2 separate regions of the Homo sapiens genome follow, and region 2 is linked to region 1. A link is a loop called in an ENCODE intact Hi-C map of the cell type or tissue named here. Cell type or tissue: PC-9. All regions are shown on one strand. Each heading gives the region's core, and the rest is flanking DNA. Links, peaks and the distances in the headings are about the cores only. Region 1 has its middle 2.2 kb from the start of SNORA41. Region 2 holds the start of CMKLR2 (chemerin chemokine-like receptor 2).

Region 1 (2,920 bases), core at 246-2,745:
CTGCCCATAATAACAAAACATTAAAAGCAACCTAAGAATCCAGTCAACAGGAGACTGTCTAAATGAACTATGAGAAAATGAATTATGAAATGAGAACATGAATTATGCATCTATTAAATAAGGATGTACTAATAATGGGATATCCAAGGCATAATCTCCAAGGTGTTCATTTTTTTTTTTTTTTTTTGTATTTTTAGTAGAGACAGGGTTTCACCATGTTGGCCAGGCTGGTCTCAAACTCCTGACCTCGTGATCCCCCACCTCTGGGATTACAGGTATGAGCCACCGCGCCTGGCTCTTTTTTTTTTTTTTTTGAGACAGAATGCAGTGGTACAATCTCAGCTCACTGCAATCTCCGCCTCCCGGGTTCAGGCGATTCTCCTGCCTCAGCCTCCCAAGTGGCTGGGACTACAGTCGTGCGCCACCACGGCCAGCTAATTTTTGTATTTTTAATAGACACAGGGTTTCACCATGTTGGCCAGGATTGTCTGGATCTCTTGACCTTGTGATCTGCCCACCTAGGCCTCCCAAAGTGTTGGGATTACAGGCGTGAGCCACCACACCCGGCCCCAAGGTGTTCATTTTCAAAAGGAAAATGCAAGGTGCAAAAGTCTATGTGGTGTGTTACAATTAGTCTATGCATAAGCTTACAGTGGCTCTGCAAAGACCTAAGAACCTGTTAACACTGCTTTGATGGAGCGGAACTGGAGGCCTAGGGGACAGGAGAGACTTCATTGTACATACTCTTGAGTTTTGAACTGTTGGTATATTATCTTTTTTTTTTTCTTTTGAGATGGAGTCTCACTTTTGTCGCCCAGGCTGGAGTGCAGTGGCGTGATCTCAGCTCACTGCAACCTCTGCCTCCCGGGTTCAAGCAATTCTCCTGCCTCAGCCTCCCAAGTAGCTGGGACTACAGGCGCATGCCACCACACCTGGCTAATTTTTTGTATTTTTAGTAGAGACAGGGTTTCACTGTGTTAGCCAGGATGGTCTAGATCGCCTGACCTCATGATCCAGCTGCCTCGGCCTCCCAAAGTGCTGGGAATACAGGTGTGAGACACCACATCCGGCCATGTGTTTTTTAAAATATGAAGTTAAAAGATACCATCAAAATATTTTTTATTCAAGGGTGTAGAATCAAGATTTCAAAATGGTATGCCTCATCATTCATCACTGTAGGATTCTGAAGACATCTGTGGTTTGAATTGACCATTCTAAATTTTTGACCACCTTTAAACTAATTATTAATCATTAGTTTTCTCATCATAAACTTCTGCTGATAGTTAACATTTTGGCCAAGCTATTTGGAACTCAACCCCTTCACCATGTCAATAATTGCAAATTTTTATTACCATTCACCGAAGTTTATTCATGGTTTTGGTTTTTTGTTTTTTGTGTTTCTTTTGGCATTTTCATTATTCCCAAACTCTCTGGTTTTCCAGAAAATGTAGTGCTGCCCTCTGCTGGCTCTTATGATAATGACAACCTGAAAATGTCTCCCATGACTTTTAGGCTGTTGGATTATAAACATTGCTTAGAGATATTATTCAATGTATCTATCTGTTAAATAAATCTTCCTTATAATATAGTTTCCCACAGTCAAGGCAGTCACAACATAAAATCAGATGGAGAAGAAATAGCACTGTATAGTTCTATTAAAAAATTGACCTAGGGGCTGGGCATTGTGGCTTATGCCTATAATCCCAGCACTTTGGGAGGCCAAGGTGGGTGGATCACCTGAGGTCAGGAGCTCGAGACCAGCCTGACCAAAATGGTGAAGCCCCGTATGTACTAAAAATAGAAAAATTAGCCAGGCATGGTGGCGCATGCCTGTAATCCCAGCTACTCAGGGGGCTGAGGCAGGAGAATTGCTTGAACCTGGGAGGCCGAGGTTGCAGTGAGCTGAGATCACACCACTGCACTCTAGCCCAGGCAACAGAGTGAGACTCCATCTCAAAAAAAAAAAAAAAAAAAAAATTGACCTAAAATTTTTTGATCATTTGAGATCAGCAATTCCCAAGCACTGCTTTTGTAAAACTACTATTTAAAAAAATGTATCAAATGTTAGCCAGACCCCAAATTCCCTGTTAAGATTAAACGGTTTCCAATACTTGACCATCTCTTCACTCAACATACTACCCTCATCCCAGTATTTACCTGCAGCATGAGAACCAATCAGATTTCCAAATCCAAGTAAAATATTCCGCCTCTACAACCCAGCACCTATGAATCTTCACAGCAAAGTCAAGTTTTTCTGGGAAGCCTGGGAACCAGTTACCTATATAATCCCCCTCCCAGGACACAGTGCTACTCCAAATCACATTCCCAACACTTAAAAGATGGTTTCTTTACATCATGAGTCATTATTTTAAATTTGTAACCTGTTAAGTAGTTGTAAGTCATGCCAAATTCTGGGAAGCCCTCCCTCCTCTGGGTTAGGTGTCTTCTAGCAGTGTCACACATCTCACATCAAGTTCCCAGTGCAAAGATGCTAGGTTACAACAAATCACATCATCAGGCACTGCTAAGGACATCACAAGTGGGTAAAGTTGCACTACAATTTTTTTTCTTTTGACAGGACCTTGCTCTGGCACCCAGGCTGGAGTGCAGTCGCACAACCTTGGCTCACTGCAGTTTCAACCTCCTGGGTTCAAGAAATCCTCCCACCTCAGTCTCCCAAATAGCTGGGAATACAGGGGTGCACTACCATGTCCAGCTAATTTTTATATTTTTTGTAGAGACAGGATCTCTCCCCATTGCCCAGGCTGGTATCAGCCTCCTGGTCTCGATCCAGCCACTTCAGCCTCCCAAACTGCTGGGATTACAGGCATGAACCACCACACCTGGCCTGCACTGCAATTTTCTAACAACAATGCCAAACCAAATTTGGGGTATTTAGGAATCACATATTCATTTAATT
Region 2 (2,920 bases), core at 90-2,589, 48 kb before region 1:
TGGAGGGGGGTGGGGGAAGGGAAGAACCACATTCAAAACCCAACATCATTCTTCTCTACACTGTCATTTCAAAAGCCAGATAAAAGTGGAATGAGGAATGCAGCCGTTCTGAACACCACCCTCCATTTCATTCTGGAACCGGGAAGGTACACCCAGGCATGACAATAGCTTCTCTCCTCACAGAAATTTAACTGGTAAGTGCTTTCCTGTTTGTTTTCCTCAAACTGACACATTTACAGTGGACCTGATGAGGATTCCTGCAGATGATTTATTTACAAAACAGCATTTGACTAACTACCAGCTGGCAAAAAAGGAAAAGGACTCCTGATCGTTTACAAAATGCTCTGTCTGCAGATTCATATTTTTGGTCTTGGCAAAAGTGTTTAGGGACGATCCTACAGGGTTCGCTACAGCTGCTGATTAATCCTAAAACACTGCAAGAGAGAAAATGAGCATGTTGCTGGGGTGGGCGGACAAAGAACTTTCAGTAATTTTCTCAGCTTTTACCTACATAATTACAGCTCATAAATCTGTCTTTTAAGGAGTTGTGATCTAGAAATAGTCAAACATCATTTGTGGAAGGCTCACTGTTGAGAAACTAGTAGAAAAAAATGGTACTCCGAGATGAAAGCTGATATTGCCCTCTTTAGATTACAAGGTGGGAAAAAAGTTATAAATTGAGTTGTAATGCAGCTCCCCGCCACTGGCTCCCCATTTTTACGATGAAAGGCTTGTGGTTTGTTGGGCCTTCCCATTTGTTTGTTGTTGTTGCCTTTTTGAATCTCGCTATCAATTTCTTGTTAGAATAATTGGTATCTGGGCTCTCCCAACAAGGGGTAGATGGCTAAATGCAGGGAAGACTGTGGGAGACAAGGGTTCAGCTATTCAATTATTCCTTTTCTAGTCAGAAACTGTGAGCACCAATTGTCTTTTATCTTTTCCTCCAAAAGAAAGCTGATGAAAACCAAATCAAGTTTGATAACAGGACTTTCACTGGCAATAATGCTCTTAAATTGCCTTTTTCACTTAAGGCAGACTCATTCACCCAAGAATCCACAAACCTGTTGTTAAATTAATCCGATGGTAATTTTGTCTTGTTAAAAAAAAAAAGGCCAAGGGACCTTTCCTGGGTCTCAAGTTATAAGTAATTATTCTTAGTGAATAATTCTCATCATATTTGTACATCTTCCAGACACTAGATTATTATGTTTTTCATGGCCTATTTTATGATTTTATCTGATTTAAGTCATTTAGTTTATAAAAGGTCATACATTTTCTGTTACTTGACTGCTAATTGTCATGTCCCTGAGATAAATATTTAATAACAGATCATGTTAACCAGAATGATAATCATGTAAAAAATAAATGAAGTAGAAAAGATTGAATATGCAAAACTGATAATAGATGTGTTACTCTGATGGTGAGATTATAGATGTGTCAGGGAGAAAAAACTTCTCCTGTTCCCTCTTAGATTTGTTATCAGGCACCAGCAAATGAAATTGACAGAAGAAAGATTAGCAAGAGAAAACAAAATTTAATTTTATGTATGTAGATATGGGCGTTCCCAAGTAAATGTGACTCAGAGGTTGCTGAGTGAGCTATGATTGTGCCACTGCATTCCAGCCTGGGCAACCAGAACCTAACCCTAGCTTAAAAAAAAAAAAAAAAAAAAGTGACTCAGATGGGTAGTTAGAATTTAGGGCTTATATGCCATCTTTTTTTCTTTTTCTTTTTTTAATGTGTGTGTTTTTTTGTTTTTTGTTTTGTTTTATATATGCCATCTTAATAGGAGAATAGGAGAAATGGAAGAGAAGGGCACTTACGGGAAAACAAGTGATTTTTGGAAACATAAATGGGTCCTTAGGAGAACAGACTGGTGATATGATAGTTTTAGTGACAGTAACTGTTCAGGCATGGTGTGGAGACTTCTCATCTCTGGTGATAAGATATGGCCAGGAGTTCGAGACCAGCCTTTAGTAGAGACTCTGTCTCTACTAAAAATACAAAAATTAGCCAGAAGTGGTGGCATGTGCCTGTAGTCCCAGCTATTTGGGAGGCTAAGACAGGAAAATTGCTTGAACCCGGGAGGCGGAGGCTGCGGTGAGCTAAGATCGTGCCACTGCACTCTAGCCTGGGAGACAGAGCAAGACTCCGTCTCAAAACACAAAACAAAACAAAAAATAACTGAATGAATTGGGTATAGTTCCTCCATGTTAAGTGCTTTACGTAACTGGATACAGTGGAGACCAATATTCAACCAAAAGTGATCGCTATAAACACATAAACTATCATCATTATGAAAGTGCTTGAGGAACACTCGTGGGTGGGTCAGGCATGGGATAAAGGCAGAGTTAATCTGAAAAAGAAAGGAAAAGAAAAGCCTTCATGGAGAATGAGTTTGAAAGGAGGTAGACAACCTGGCAGCTTGAAAAAGGTGGAGAATCCAAGCAGGAATATATATGTGCCTGCTTGAATTTTCATTAGGACCAAATTGTCCCTAGGCATGAAAAATAATAAAATACAAAGTTGAATTGACGTTAAATCATTGAACCTAGAAAAAAATAGCATATAGATATGATATCCTTAATTTTTCACAAAACTTTCTCTTTAACGGTTTATAATGATAAACCTCTAATTGAGTGGAAAAATCTGGCAATGAAACATTTTACTTAATTGTATAAGTGAGAGTTGACAGAGCTTTTTCTTTATTCAGTTGTGCCATATAAAAATGCTATTTGCAGGCCGGGCACGGTGGCTCATGCGTGTAATCCGAGCATTTTGGGAGGCTGAGGCAGACTGATCACCTGAGTTCGGGAGTTTGAGACCAGCCTGACCAACATGGAGAAACCCCGTCTCTACTAACAATACAAAAAAATTAGCCCAGTGTGGTGGCACATGCCTGTAACCCCAGCTACTTGGG

Evidence for each region. Hi-C counts contacts between places; a loop is a spot of excess contacts. Peaks named below come from ENCODE experiments on the same cell type or tissue, not always from the same donor. Only the 100,000 strongest peaks of a DNase experiment are listed, where the experiment ranks them.
Region 2: it touches region 1 in a loop (4-fold over the local background); 6 of 110 quality-filtered maps call a loop at or near these places.

Annotation. Positions count from the first base shown.
Region 1 is chr2:206,162,994-206,165,913 of GRCh38, reverse strand. No RefSeq gene overlaps it. Among named protein-coding and RNA genes, the nearest start is that of SNORA41, 2.2 kb to the right of the region's middle. In PC-9, for the core only: CTCF peaks have their summits at 1,287 and 1,488 (motif pointing left); no DNase peak of the experiment used is centred there.
Region 2 is chr2:206,210,581-206,213,500 of GRCh38, reverse strand. CMKLR2 (chemerin chemokine-like receptor 2) reads left to right here and starts at 130. Exons shown (of 2, transcript NM_001389445.1): 1 at 130-194. The region is part of intron 1 of CMKLR2-AS (CMKLR2 antisense RNA); the gene reads right to left. In PC-9, for the core only: no CTCF peak of the experiment used is centred there; DNase peaks (open chromatin) are centred at 90 and 1,600; H3K4me3 peaks cover 1,451 bases; H3K27ac peaks cover 2,200 bases.